2 separate regions of the Mus musculus genome follow, and region 1 is linked to region 2. Evidence: chromatin contacts called from ENCODE POLR2A ChIA-PET data. All regions are on one chromosome and are shown on one strand. The core of a region is the stretch at or near the end of the contact, and the rest is flanking DNA. Distances in the headings are between cores, read along the strand shown. Region 1 holds the start of Dgat1 (diacylglycerol O-acyltransferase 1). Region 2 holds the start of Vps28 (vacuolar protein sorting 28).

What was found. ChIA-PET counts read pairs that join two places held with the same protein, here RNA polymerase II (POLR2A).
Region 1: POLR2A ChIA-PET joins it to region 2 with 18 read pairs in embryonic stem cell. The contact joins the promoter of Dgat1 here to the promoter of Vps28 in region 2. POLR2A ChIA-PET finds 5 or more read pairs at or near these places in 4 of 5 experiments (Patski and embryonic stem cell).

The regions. Positions count from the first base shown.
Region 1 is chr15:76,510,083-76,514,682 of GRCm38, forward strand. It overlaps Dgat1 (diacylglycerol O-acyltransferase 1), which reads right to left and starts at 1,912. Exons shown (of 17, transcript NM_010046.3): 1 at 1,473-1,912. The coding sequence starts at 1,699.
Region 2 is chr15:76,624,001-76,628,365 of GRCm38, forward strand. It overlaps Vps28 (vacuolar protein sorting 28), which reads right to left and starts at 2,084. Exons shown (of 10, transcript NM_025842.4): 1 at 1,989-2,084; 2 at 1,134-1,205; 3 at 592-620; 4 at 448-485; 5 at 86-175. The coding sequence starts at 1,170. Tonsl (tonsoku-like, DNA repair protein) reads right to left here. Exons shown (of 26, transcript NM_183091.3): 26 at 2,237-2,482. The coding sequence ends at 2,301.

The DNA.
Region 1 (4,600 bases), core at 662-3,161, 110 kb before region 2:
ACTGTTCTCTCTTGCCTATCCCTGCATAGTAACTTGGCCTACAACTGAGACCTCAAAGATAAAAAGATACTTTCCCCACTGCTCCAGAGGTCATACTAGCCAAACTCCTGACTCCTAAAGGAAAGGACAATGAGGGCATTCAGAATAGGGGATTGTTAGGATCACAGGACCTTAGGACATAGGACCCTTAACATCTTTTCTGATGCAGCGGGCACCTTTAATCCCACCACTTGGGAGACAGACACAGGTGGAGCTGTTTGAGGCTAGCCTGATCTACAGAACTAGTTCCAGGACAACCAGGGCTACACAGAGAAACCCTGTTTGTGTGTTTGTTTGAGAGAGAGCGCACACACACAACATCTTTTCAGGTGGAAAATGGGAGGCCAGCCTCTCTCAAGACCAGCTTTGATTTACAGAAAATCATGATCCCTCTAAGGAGGGCCAACCTCCTCCCCCACTCTTGCCTCCAAGGCCTCCTTACCTGACCTTTGTTCATAATATGCCATACCTGCCTCACACTGAAGTTATCTTATCTCCTGGGTGAACTGTGAACACCCTAGGGCAGCTGGGGCGTGGGGGGCACCGTGCCCACTAGAAAAAGATTGTTGATACAAAGAGAACCAGACTTTGCCACCCTAGATAGCCACTTCCTCCAAGCCCCTCAGGTACTTCCTAACCCAGAGCTACTAAAGGGTCCCATGATGATCACCAAAAAGAGTCTCAGGGCCGGCTTTGTAGGAGACAGTCTCCATTTCTTCAGCTAAGCAGGGCCTCTCCCATAGGTGTGTTCATACCAAACCTCTCTCCGGTACTCCAACCACGGGATGAAAGTCTCACTTAGTAGTCAGCTCTGCCCCTATAGCCCGAAGTCATTCTGGTAACATAAGCTGGGCTTCCTTCAGGCCCTCCTACTTGCTGGAAGAGGGGTGAATAAGCCATGCAGCCTGTTAGTACTAGAAAGCTTCCTGTACTGTCCTCTGCCCCGAGCAAACGCCCATACCCATCGCCTCAAACAGGCGTGTGTCCTCTGGAGCCTCTAGCAGCCTTCTCTACCCACAGGACACCCCTCGTAGTTTTTGCAAAGGTAACTCTTCATCATAACCCTCCCTGGAAAACATCAGCCTCCTTCCACTGAAGAAAGCCCATTCATCTCCACCCCCCACCCCCCCGGGGCTCACATTTCCTGCTACCCACTCCTCAGAAAGGACCTCAAGGGACTCTGCCTCAAGGTGTGCTTACTTTCCTAAGCAATATGGAAAGGGGGCTGCTGCCCACTCCTCTACCCAGACTCCCTGGTCGGCTACACGACCACACCTGGGTGACCTTGGCAAGTGACCCTCTCCCCAAAGCCCGTGTCCCAGTACAGCCCCAGGGGAGCCCCGGCCGCGTAACTCGCAAAGCTGTGGCCAACTTTTAAGAACTAGGAGCGTCACTGGAGAGGTCAGATGTAAGGGGATCAGGCACTCCGCTACCTCAGATCCCAGTAGCCGTCGCCCACGCTGGTCCGCCCGTCTTTGTCCCGGGTATGGGCTGGAGCCGGAGCCGGAGCCGGCGCGTCACCCCCGGCGCCCAAGTCGGGGCTCACAGCCGCGTCTCGCACCTCGTCCTCTTCTACCTTGGGCCCACTACCACCCTGGACGGAAACCCGCGAGCCGGTCCTCCGACGCCGAGAGCTTCCCGCGCCTCCGCGGTCGCCCATGGCTTCGGCCCGCACCTCGTCGCGGCCCAGTCGTGCTCCGCCGGCTCTCAGCGCTTGGAGCCCGCGGCCCCGCCTCTGGACCCTGAGCAACGGCCTCCGCCGCCGCCCCCTGCCGGCCTCCGTAGCCGGCGCAGCGCACGACTACCTCTGCGACGCTGAGGCTGCGATGCTGCGGAGCAGCTGACTGGCTGTGGCGTCAACTGGAGAGTCCATTTGTAGTCCGAGGCCGAGCGGAGGCGGAGCCTAATCGAAGACGCGGAGCACGCTGGGAGTCGCGGGAGCAGAGCGCGGAGCCTCCTGGGAGTTGAAGGCACCGGGAGCTGGTGACGTATAGCACTCTGGGAATTGCAGTCACAGGCTGGCAGAAGCAACTAGTGTGCAGCTTGGCTGTGAACTTCGGTGGAAGAGGTCCGAGGTGCTGTCTCACTGCGAGGAGCAAGCGGGAGGAGAACTGCCCCGGCTCCTGGCTCCCTGGCAGCTACGCACTTCCTCTGACCTCTTGCTTGCCTCTTGTCCCACTTATGTAAAAACATCCTTTCGTCATCCCCAGCAGCGGTTTGAGTGTAGGTCATTTATGAAACTGCGCTGACGTCTTGCGGTTCCAAATCCATTTTTGAGCGCACAACCGACAGACTTATCTGCTCTGGCAGCATCGTTCTCCGAAAGATCCCTAGCTGCTAGGCAGGAACCAGTTTAAATGTACCTTGGAGCACATAGCCTGTCAAAGGATCAAACTGGAGAAATACCCAGCTTCGCATTACAGCAAATGTGTGCAACTGCCCAGTTAGTTAAAAGAAGCAACTCACCAGTCACCATGGCCTCTTCCTCTACCGCCCCACAGTGCTGTCGAGGGCCCGACAAGCAACGTGCCTGATTTAGACACCGCCGTGCATACATTCTAGACCTGAGGAAGCACCTAATTTCCTTCAGAAACACTATAAAGGACCAAGGAGAATAGTGGCTTTCTCTTCTGGGGAATAGCAGGCCTAAGAAGCACCTCTATAGGACAAGGTTGGTAGCCTCTCCTACAGGATGCTACTAGTCTTCCTATTAAGCTCCCTCCACTTCTGTAGTATCCACTGACTCCTTCCCTCAGGTCACACTTTCTTCACGACACATCTCATGATGAGCAATCTGGGCTGCCCTGCCGGTGGTGTCTTTGTACATATGCAGAGAAAAGCGAACCCAGGCTTGGACTTTTGTGGATCAGAGCCAACCTGGTCAGTGTCTCCGAGCATTCCTTTGTTGCTGGCCCAGTCTTTCATCTGGTCCTTGGCAAGGCAAGGGCTAGGTCTTTGTGAATAGTGACCCCAAAAGGAGGCAGAGTGAAAGAAAAAGTCTCTTTGGGAGCCTGAAGTGAAGGTAAGTCGTGTGAGCTCTGCCATGCCTTTCCCGCTCCTTCCTCTGTTAAGTGAATACGAGGCTTCCACATTCTCCTGGGCTAGCACGTTGGCTACACCAGCTTCCAGTTTGAAACCAAAAACTAAAAGTGGAAGGTTGAGGCCTAGGCTGCCACTAAAGCCAGAGATGAATCCACACCATCCAAGAGAATGAAAGTCCTCCTTGGAGACAGCTATTCATTGACATTCAGCCTTACAGCTGTCAGCCTCCAAGAGGCCATGGGAGTGAAGAGACCAGAGGATGACCAGAGCCATCAGGAAGGATGGTTCTATGGAGACCTGTGCCAAAGAGATGGCACCGATGTCAGAGTTCCAGGGCCTGATTCAAGGAGGAAAGGCTGGAATGGATGATTGCGATATGCAGACAGCTTCACTGTTGAAATTTAACGTGAGTGGTGGCACACGCCTTTAATCCCAGCACTCAGGAGGCAGAGGCAGGCAAATTTCTGAGTTCGAGGTCAACCTGGTCTATAGAGTTCCAGGACAGCCAGGGCTACACAGAGAAACCCTGTCTTGAAAAAAAAAAAAGTGTGCAGACAGGGCTGGTGAGATGGCTCGGCAGTTATGAGCCCTGGCTGCTCTTCTGAGAGGTCCTGAGTTCAATTCCCAGCAACCGCATGGTGGCTCACAACCATCTATAAGGGTAACTGATGTCCTCTTCTGGCATGTGGGTGTATATGCAGCAGAGCACTCATACAATAAATAATGTTTTTTAAAAATTTAATTTTAAAAAAAAGTCACAAACAGCTTCAGGCTGAACCCAGCACCCTAGGATTACAAGCAGGCCAAGGAAAACCTGCTTCGGAGAGTTTGCAGTGGTGGAGAAGAGGGCTCATCAAAACCCTCCAGGAAGCTGTTTCCATTCCTTTTGGCCTACTAACATAAAGAAACAGAAGCGGGGACACACACACACACACACACACACACACACACCACATGGTGGCTTGCAACCATCCATAACAGAAAATCTGATGCCCTCTTCTGAAGTGTCTGAAAACAGATACAGTGTGCTTACATATAATAAATAAATAAATAAATATTTTTTAAAAAAAGAAAAGAAACAGAAGCAATCAAGGCCCTGAAACTGTGGGGTCCTCTAGAAAGTAGGAAGATACAAGACTTCCTGTATGCCTTTGCTACCACCAAAAAAGTGGTGTTTGGGTGGGTGGAGACAGTACTATGTGAAGACAGTCCTAGGCTATTTGTTCACCCACAACTGTTTATCTGAGCCTTAGGCTCCTCTTCTACAAACAGGAAATCTCTTACTGAGCAATGGTGGTTACAGGCCTTTACAGGAAATCTCTTACTGAGCAATGGTGGTTACAGGCCTTTACAGGAAATCTCTTACTGAGCAATGGTGGTTACAGGCCTTTAATACAGCACTGGGGAGGCAGAGGCAGATGAATCTCTGAGTTCCAGGACAGCCAGAGAAACCTTGTCGATCTTGTTCCAGCTAGGGACAGTGACAGTTAAGATCCTCTGTGGAGAGCCTGATTAACCA
Region 2 (4,365 bases), core at 834-3,333:
ACTGAATCCACAAGCTTCATGAAAGGGAGACACATGCTTCTGAGGATTGGTGGCCATCAATGTCTGACGCCACAGGCTTGCTCACTCATTGGGGGTGACACAGTCCTTGATGTACGCCTTCTCCAGGGCCTGCATCGTCTTCACCACGGCAAAGAGCTCTGCCATGTTGTCATACCTAAGACAAAGCCATCCATCAGGCCGCTGTCCAGAGGCAGGGCAGCCAACTGCTGCTCTGCACCTATGGCAGAGTTCAGCCCACCTCCCACTCCATCCCTGGTACATATTCCTCAGGGACCATCTTCCTAGCGCGACGCCATGTTCTCCCCAACCATTGGTGTGGTGGTGGGTTTGGTAGACTGCTGGGCCAGCCATGGAGGCTGGATGGGTGCAAGTGTGCATGTGTGCGTATGTGTGCATGTGCATGTGTGCGTGGCAGCTTAGACTTACTTCTCCCGCTCCCGAGCATTCTTGTAGAGCTTTACTTCCTGTTGGAAAAGCAGGCAAGAGTCAGTCAGCATCTCCAGGCGTGGTTATAGAACCAGTGACAGCCACATGGTGTTTGCAGTGGCCAGGTGAGGATCTGCTACCTACCTCATACAGCTCCGGCTTGTTCCCAGGGGCTGCAACAGAGCAAGGAGGAGCTGACAAGGGTGACCCCAGGACAGGCCCACTTCAGTTACGTCCCAAGAAGGTGTCTCCCATGCCATGTATCACAGAGCTCAAAGGGAAGCACAGAATAGGGGCTCCAGCCTCACCTCCTACCAATATGGCCTCTAAGAGGCTACATACAGATTGCTAGGTTTAGCTCTCTTCCCCCGCCAACATGACTGTAGTTTGTACACAGAACCACAACTTGGTACAAATAAAAGCCTGTCAGATGCTTCACACATGCAGTTGGAGACCCAGAGTTGCTCAGGATGCCAGAGGTTCTGACCACATTGGAGTATATTCTCGCTCCCCAGCAGGGTATTGCAGGGGCCCTCAGATTCCCACCAGAAATAATTCTGGCCCTAGTCATTACCCAGGGCCTAATGACTACGGGATGGACGTAGCAGTGTGGTCCTTTCCCAACAGCCCCTGCAACAGGGAAAGCCTTGGCTCCTCCCCTTCCTCCCAGTTTAGCCTACACTCACCTCCAACACCAGGAGTAGCTGGGATCCCGTGGAACATCCTGCAGGCCCAGGCAGCTATACAGCACAAGAGACCTGGAAAGCAGAGCCAACACTAACTCAAGGGTCCCCTTACACCTTAAGAACTGGGCTCTGGAGATCAGAGCGTTGTGAACAGCTTTCCTGCTCTCTACAGGAACGGCACAGGATGCTAAAGGACTGTCATGGGGGAATGTCATGTCAGGCTTTGAGGATGAACATCGAGTGCCATGGGAGTCCTGCCTGTTAGCTGGGTTAGGGTAGGGAAGAGTAGCTGTTAGAACTGGGGCAGCATCTTGGGCACAGGGGAAGGGCATTGTTGCAACATCTTTCAGTGGAAATGAACTGAGACTAGGTGTCCGGGGCTTTCTGTGTGTGAGGGAAAGTGTGGAGGTAGGTTTTACCCTAATCTGTGGGAGATACTGGAGAAATGAATAAGGGCAAGCTTATTGGTTGATGCGGCAAAGTGGCGGAGGCAAGGCCCAGGATAGGTCCTGTCTAATAAGGAAGCCAGCCCAGACACGCCTCAGGATTTGAAATGGGGTGAAAACAAATGTTCAAGGAAGATGGTCAAACTGAGATGGAGTGGCTTGAGGAGCAGCGAGAGCTACCGAGGTCGCAGGAGCTAGGAATAGCCGGCGGAGTCGCAGAAGAAAGGTGGGTACCCTCACAGACAGGGGAACCTGAACTGTGGACCAGCAATGCCACTTGACAGCGCCCATCACCTACTGAGACACTGGCCGCGCGGCAAGGGCCGCTGAGCCCCAGAGGAGACGGGACCGGGACACCTAGACCAAAGGGTTCCTATGAAGAGGGGACCCGGCCACCGCCGCTGTGTACCTGGGGCGTTTGGAGTCCCGGAGATGGCGACAGAAGCTCGGTGCTCGCTTTTTCCGCCTGCGCCTGCCGGGAAACCCGATCGGCAGCTCGGCACTCATCCTCTAACCTTGAGCCTACGCACATAGCAAGCCAAATCCATTGATCGGCACTCGGCTTTTTTTGCCTGAGCTTGCGCTCTGGAGTAGCTCCGCCTGTCAAGGCTTTTACAGCTCACATCGCCCACCCTTTTCGCAGAGAGCTGACACAAATGAGATAGCAGCATAGTTTATTAAGGTTTTTCTTTTTCTTCTGGAGGAAACGGCAGGACTAGGATCAGAGGCATTTAAAGAAGAGCTTGGAACTTTGGTCCATTGTGCACGCACCCTCTGGCAGTCTCTGACACACCGAGTCTCGGTCTTTGGTGCTCAGGTCTTTGGTGCACAGTTGCAACTCCTGCAACTGCACGAAGATCTTGTCCCAGAGGTCAGAGTTCAGCGGCCCTTGAATAGAGCAGCCTGTGGGGGTGAGGAGGAGGTAGGTTTAACTTACACACCCACAGGAGGCATAGTGCTTATGTTGTACCTCGGAGCCTACATTTTGGCTTGTCCCATCATAAAAAGGACTCAATATATCTGTATACTGTGGGCCCTCGGATCTCTGGAGGCTAGTGAATGCCAGGCCTTGATCAAGTCAGAGATCCCAGTAGGCTCAAGGTTGTCAGGGAACTGGATGAAGCGCACAGCTGCCAGAAATACCATTGTGTTGGGAAGAGGGGGTGAGATACAGGAAAAACCCAGGGACTCCCCTGTGCTCAGTTTTTATCCTCCAGGGGGAAAGGCTGCCACCCTCAAATCTCAGCTGGGCAAGGCAGTGGCAGGCCAGGCCATCAGGCACACTTATAAGGTGGAGAGTGCGTTGGTGTAACGGGACAAGCTAGCTTATTAGTAGATAAGGCAAGGAAGGAGGGAGGGGGGCAGGTTGAGAGAGCAAGCACCCCTTAAGCGGAACTTGGATCACTGACTGGTGGACAGGAATGAGGAAATAAGGTTTTCTGCAAGTAACAATGATTTGCTACCCTCCTGACCCAGAAAACCCCGCAAAAACAAAAGGTCCAAATCATGCCTGCCCTGGTGGCATCCGCCTTTAATCTCAGTCCTCTCCAGGTAGAGAGGAAACTTTACAGAGCTCCAGAACAGCCAGGACTACACAGAGACACCCTGTCTCAAAAAACAACAAACAATTTGCCACTCCAAAAGGAGGTTCAAATCTTCATGATCATTTTAAGAATACCCGAGGAGCTGCCTAGGCTGTGAGGGGGTGTGCATGTGTATCTGAAAAATGTCACTTTAAAGAAGCAATGTGCATTGTTTCAGAGGTCTGTCTATAAAGGTGGAGTTGGAAAATGTTTGCCAGGCCAGTCAGTCAGTGGCCCCCAAAGAAGTTTTGATATATGTTCTCTTACAAAGTTTGGATATATGTTCTCTCTGGTCACTGTTGAGTTTTTATGGTGAACTAACCCATGGGTTCCCCCTGTAAGTAAGTAAGATGATTCTCACTGAGAAGGAATAAACTGTTCCTAGCCAAAAGAGAAGGCTGCACAGAAGAAAGGATATCCCACAACCAAAAGCTAAAGGAACAGCTGGGCAGTGGTGCACACCCTTAGCCCCAGCACTCAGGAGGTAGAGGCGGGCAGATCTCTGTGAGTTCAAGGACATTTTGATCTACACAATGAGTTCCAGGACAGCCAGGCATATACAGAAAAACCCTGCTTGAAAACAAAACAAGCTGGGCAGTGGTGGCACACGCCTTTAGTCCCAGCATTTGGGAGGCAGAGGCAGGCAGATTTCTGAGTCTAAGGCCAGCCTGGTCTACAAAGTGAGTTCCAGGACAGCCAGGGCTATACAGAGAAACCCTGTCTTGAAAAACAAAAAACCCAACCAAAATAACAAAACAAAACAAACAAAAACAAATTATTTTGGGACTGGAGAGATGGCTCAGTGGTTAAGAGCACTGACTACTCTTCCAGAGGTCCTGAGTTCAATTCCCAGCAACCACATGGTGGCTCACAATTATCTGTAATGAAATCTGATGCCTTCACACTTGTCTGGTGTGTCTGAGGACAGCTACAGTGTACTCATTTGGCGGTGCACACCTTTAATCCCAGCACCCTGGAGGCAGTGAGTCTCGAGTTTGATGCCATCTTGGTTCCAGGACAGCTAGGGCTACATAGAGAAACCCTGTCTCGAAAATATAAATAAATAAATAAATAAATAAATAAATAAATTCAAATTGCTTTGTGTGTACTGGTGTTTCATTTCATTTGCATGTCTATCTGTGTACTGTGTGAAGCCAGGCTGCCTGCAGATCTGCCTTCAGATCCCTTGGAACTGAAGTTCCA